2 separate regions of the Mus musculus genome follow, and region 1 is linked to region 2. A link is a contact called in ENCODE Hi-C or POLR2A ChIA-PET data. All regions are on one chromosome and are shown on one strand. Each heading gives the region's core, a stretch centred on a gene start or an enhancer-like site at or near the end of the contact. The rest is flanking DNA. Distances are from core to core; before and after follow the strand shown.

Region 1 (2,700 bases), core at 121-2,620, 190 kb after region 2:
CAAATCCACCACTTGCTGCTCCAGCTCGCTCATCCGGGCTTTCTTTCTATCTCGAGCAGTCTGCGCTGCTACTCTGTTTTTCAGTTTCCTTGGGGAGGAGACAGGGAACATAACTGAGTCATCTCCAGCTTTCATGTGTCTTCATTTGTAGACGTGGCCAGCTGGTGCTTTCGTTGACTTTACAGAATAAGGCTTAGCAAGTAAACACGCTTAAAGCTCCTATCAAAACGCACACGCACACGCATACACACGCTGCTTTCTATCCACAGGCCTTGAAGACTTGCTTGATTCTCTCCCGTGCGGCTGTCCACCCGGATCTCATTTTACCACCGGGCTGATACATTCCCGTTGCGTCATATGCTTCTTCCCTCCTCCCCCGCTACTTTCTGGGTCCAATTCCGTCCCACAGGCTCCTTGCTAGAGCGATATCCGTGAAGGCGGCGGGGACGCTACCAACTGTCCCTCCCCAAGCCAAACTCTCGGGATGCCGGACGCTGTGGACTCGGTTCCCAGGGTGGGGTTCCCAAGTGGCTGCAATGACAGCTGGAGCGGTTCCTACCCTACGACCACAAAGAGCGAGCATTTACAGAGGACTGGGCGTCGGGCACCTTCTTCTGTGCCTGTGTCGGGAGCTCCTGCACACACCCCCGACGCAGACCTTCGGAGGGGCATCCCCCTCAGCTCCGCTTCCCAGGTTAGACACTAGAGGTGAATCTAACCCACCGTACGGAGCCCACCAGCTGGCACACACGAGAGAGTCCCAATCCCAGTCCTGCCGCCCCGCGCCCCAGCCTTGCCCGCCGGGCCCACCTCCGCAGCGCTTTCTCCTCCGGGCTCAGGTGCGTGAGCCGCTGCCGCTTGCGAGCCTGCGGTGTCCCGCTCGCCTCCGACCCTGCTGCCCGCGGACCGGGTACCATGAGCGGCAGCGCCCGGCCGCCGGAGGCGGGCTGGCCAGATAAGAGTAGCACTTTGGGGGCCGCCGTGGCCGCGCTCGGCGCCGCTGCCACCACCACCATAGCCAGGAAACGTCTACGCCAGCGCCGCCACCGCCCCGTGGCCTCCTGCCGCGCCCAGCCTTTCTAGGGTCGTGGCCGTCCGCGATTGGCCGGTGCTCCGTGACGCGCGGGTATATTCATCACTTATTGGTCCTGTAGTCCCGGGGGCGGGCTCAACTCGGGCGGGGTGAGTGTCCAGCGTGGCTGCACAGCTGTTCTCCGCCGTGCAAACTGGGCCTTAGGGTGGATGGACGGTGGCGACCACTGGTTGCTGGAGTCCAAGGATCTTCGGCAGACGTCCCCACCCCGGCTGAGGATTGCCAGGCTGTCCTCTCAGGCCAGATTTCCAGACCGAGTCTCACGGTTTTACCCTAGCCCGACCCCATTTTAATGTCCGGCGCTACGTCCCCCGTCCCGTCCCCCCCCCCCCCCCACTTCCCAGTACAGCAGAAAATTGAACTGGTGGCATATCCGGCTTAGGGTTAGCGGACACACACACACACCTGGGAAATTTTCACAAAATGAGTCTTTAGAAAATGAGATGATTGCAAAACTAAATGTAGCAGGGTAGTACTCACTTGTAATCTCAGCACTTTATTGCCAGTTTGAGAGCAGCCTGGGCTACATAGGGAGGTCTAGCTAGGCCAGCTGGGGCTATAGATCAAACCCTATTTCATATAAATTAATTGATATAAATTAATAACTTTAAAAGAAAACACTAGAGCCTTGGCTAGCATGTAGTAAGGGATTAGTAAATAAAGTCTGCATAGTGAGAATACATGTGGTTTCGTTTTTCTTCTTATTTCTGATCTCTTCTGGTATGAGCTTTTATCACTGTTGTCTTTGTTTTGCTGTGCTGGAGCCAGACCCCAGAACCTAATGCTCTAGCACTCCACTATTCCCCTTTACTGTGGAACTAGAGATACCACTGAGCTATATATACCTCCAGACTTTAGTATTCCTTTCATTAGGGAATGGGAGTGAGGAGGGGGTGGAAATAGGTTTCAGGGGATGGGATGGGGTGGGGGAGAGTGTACTCTTCTATTGCTTTCCGCCTTATAAGAGTCAGTGCACTTGAAGCTTGCCCCTGAGGCTATGCTGGCTGGCCATTACACCTCCATGGTCTGCTTGTCTCTGCTCTCTGCCACTGGGGTTACGATCAGGCTCAGCCTTGCCAACCTTTCACCTGGGTGCTGGGCGTTTTTCACCTACACAGCCACCCCTACATTAGTATTTTTTTTCCTTTTCCTATTTCCAATAATTTATTTTTTATTCACTTTATATCCCAATCATAGCCCCCTCTTCCTAGTCCCACCCTTACAAATCCCCCCCCCCCATTGCTCCCTCCCCTTCTCCTTAGAGAATACCTCTTTGATACCACCCTACCCTGGGACATCTAGTCTCAGCAGGACTAGGTACAACATCTCCCATTGAGGCCCAACCAGGCAGTCCAGGGAGGCGGAGGGGATCCAATGGCAGGGAACAGAGACCAAGATAGCTCCACTCCACTTGTTAGGGGACCCACATACAGACCAGGCTGCACGTTTGCTACAGATGGGGGTGGGGGGGATAAGTTCAGCTCCTGTAGGTTTCCTTGTCAGTGGCCCAGGCTCTGTGAGCCCCCATGGTCCCAGGTTAGTTGACTCTGTATGTCTCCTTGGGGCATCCTTGACCCCCTTCCACTGCTCAGTTCTATTCCCATCTC
Region 2 (2,715 bases), core at 200-2,699:
CTAGGAGTTGACTTATTTCTAAGAATGACCAGTTAGTTCCTGGTCATGGTCTTTTATTTTGAGACAGGGTTTATTTACTCTGTAGCCTTGGAGCCTGGAGCTCCATATGTAGACCTTGAACTGATAAAAGATCCATCTGCCTCTGCCTTCCAAGCACTGACATTAGAGTGTAAGTGTCCACTCCCATGGATGCTTTGAAGGAGTTCCCAGCCAGGTGTGGTGGCACACCCCTCATCCCAGCACTTCAGAGGCAGAAAAGGTGGATCTTTGTGACTTTGAGGCCAGCCTGGTCTATAAATTGAGTCCAGAATTTGTTACACAGAGAGCCCTTGTCTCAAAAACAAAAACAAACAAAACAAAACAGTCCCCCAAAACAAAAAACCAAAGCAAAACAAAAAATCCCTTCATTCAATATTTTGTTATAATGAGAGTCAGACTCTAGAGTCCATGTGCTTTCTTTAGTAGAGTGAGTTCTTCACGATTCTATTCCCCCCTTGCCATTAATAATTACTCAATAATAATTACAACGACATTGCTCTAGCCTCATAAATTTCCTTGCCATTTAAAATTTTCTTCCTTGGGTGGCTCCACCGCAGAAATAGACCCTCAACACACTGCCTCTTTACTTTAAATGATTAGGAGCCAACCCAGCAACCCCTTTTCTGGGATCTGCTCAGCATGAAGGCAAATGACTATTCCCAGCCCAAAGGAGGCTGACGCTGTCATATTGGATATTCCTGGAGAGTACGCGGTCTCAGGTAGGAGCACAAGCACGGAACAGCGGGGCCTGAGGGCCGGCGCGTTTTCTCTTCAATTCTCTAGAGGACATTGAAGCTGTTTCTACCACCTCTCTATGAGGATAAAAACTTCATGGCTTTTGTTTGTTTGTTCTGTTTTGCCAGAACGGGTTTCTCTCTGTAACTCAGACTCTCCAGGAACTCGCTTTGTAGACCGGACTAGGCTGGAATTCAGAGACCCACCTGCCTCGGCCACCCGAGTGCGGGGATTAAAGGCGTGCGCCACCATGTCCAGCTACACCTCAGTTTTGTTTTTTTTTTTTTTTTTTTTTTTTTTTTTTAAAGATTTATTTATTTATTATATGTAAGTACATTGTAGCTGTCTTCAGACACTCCAGAAGAGGGAGTCAGATCTCGTTAGGGATGGTTGTGAGCCACCATGTGGTTGCTGGGATTTGAACTCTGGACCTTCGGAAGAGCAGTCGGGTGCTCTAACCCACTGAGCCATCTCACCAGCCCCACACCTCAGTTTTATATCACCAAATTTTCGCATTTAAAACCCAACACCAGGTCCGACCAAGGACTAGCTGACAGTATCAGGAAAATTGCAGGACGTCCCACACTCCGACCCACGCCACGCCCTCTCCCTCGCCACGCCCCGCCCCCGCCCGTGTTCCCGTTAGTTCCTGCTCTGAGGCCCCGCCTTCCTGCGGCTGCGCACTGACGCGTCCCGGGTCGCGCCGGCCCAAGATGGCGTGGTCCGCGTCGGTGCGCGGGCTAGGGCAGCGGGTGAGTGGGCCGCGGGCGGGAGGGCTGGGGCGCCATCCGGTGTCCGCTCACTCCCCGCCTCTCCGCAGGTGCTGGCCTGCAGCCGGGAGCTGCCTGGCGCCTGGCGCACCCTGCACACCTCCGCGGTCTGCGCCAAGGTGAGTGCGGCGGCCGGGTCTGGGGGCCGCGAGGGCGGCTGGGCTGGGTCTCCCCGTGACCGCACCTTCGCTCCTAGAATCGGGCGGCGCGAGTCCGCGTGGCCAAGGGGAACAAGCCGGTGAGCTACGAGGAGGCGCACGCCCCGCACTACATCGCACACCGAAAGGGCTGGCTGTCGCTGCACACAGGTGAGGGCGCCTGGGAAGGACTGCCACCCTGGTGGCACGGGTCACTCTTGAACGTACTCTTCAAGGCAAAGAGCCGAACTTTTGGGTGGGAGGCCGGGCGTGACGGCGAACGCGCTCGGGAGGCCGATCTTGAGTTTAAGGCCAGGTAAGGTTACTTACTGAGACCCTGTCACATTTAGTTAGGGGACTGGAAAGATTGCTAAATGCTGTGCCGCTCTAGCATGAGGGTGCAGCCTAGCTCCTAAATGAGCACTTGGTGCCACAGCTCAAGGGGTGTGAGGGTGAAGGAGATATTTGGTTCTTGGGGGTCACTGGCCAGCCAGTCTTGGAAGAGCAGCTGTTTTGCTAGAAAATAAACGAGCAGCAAATAGTGATAGAGGAAAAACATTGGCTGTTAACCCCTGGTCTTCTCCATGCGTCTGTCAAGGGAGCAAGCCTGCACACACACTGTACATGTTACCGACAACAGAACATATGAGTGATGGGCATATTAGGATGGTGAAAGAAAGGAATTCTTGCATATTGAAAGGAATTTGAATATTTCTTGCTAAAGTCTCATTTGAGCCTCCATAGAACAGTATTTGCATGCTTACAAACAAGGTTTGACAGTGCTTTTTTGGCAAGCCATAATTTACAGATGTGTAATAGCCCGGAGGCGATGCGGTAGTGAAGTCTACATAGGATCCTAGACCTGGAAGAGTGTGCCCTATGTAATGCGGTGTTCACCCAAGTACAAAACTGCAGGAATGTGCTACAGTCTTCATGGCTCACAGAACCCGTATTTTTAGGCTTTTTTTTTCTCCCCCTACTTCCTATTTTGTATTTTTCTTGTTCATTTCCATTTCAGTATGCATGTTGTGTGT

The links. A loop is a pair of places that touch in the nucleus more often than their neighbours do. ChIA-PET counts read pairs that join two places held with the same protein, here RNA polymerase II (POLR2A).
Region 1: a map of heart shows a loop between it and region 2 (2.3-fold over the local background). The contact joins the promoter of Xbp1 here to the promoter of Mrps24 in region 2. A Hi-C loop is called at or near these places in 1 of 37 maps with a recorded cell type or tissue (heart). POLR2A ChIA-PET finds 5 or more read pairs at or near these places in 4 of 5 experiments (Patski and embryonic stem cell).

What each region holds. Positions count from the first base shown.
Region 1 is chr11:5,519,311-5,522,010 of GRCm38, reverse strand. It overlaps Xbp1 (X-box binding protein 1), which reads right to left and starts at 1,370. Exons shown (of 6, transcript NM_001271730.1): 1 at 811-1,370; 2 at 1-88. The coding sequence starts at 1,016.
Region 2 is chr11:5,706,435-5,709,149 of GRCm38, reverse strand. It overlaps Mrps24 (mitochondrial ribosomal protein S24), which reads left to right and starts at 1,449. Exons shown (of 4, transcript NM_026080.3): 1 at 1,449-1,526; 2 at 1,595-1,663; 3 at 1,741-1,852. The coding sequence starts at 1,488.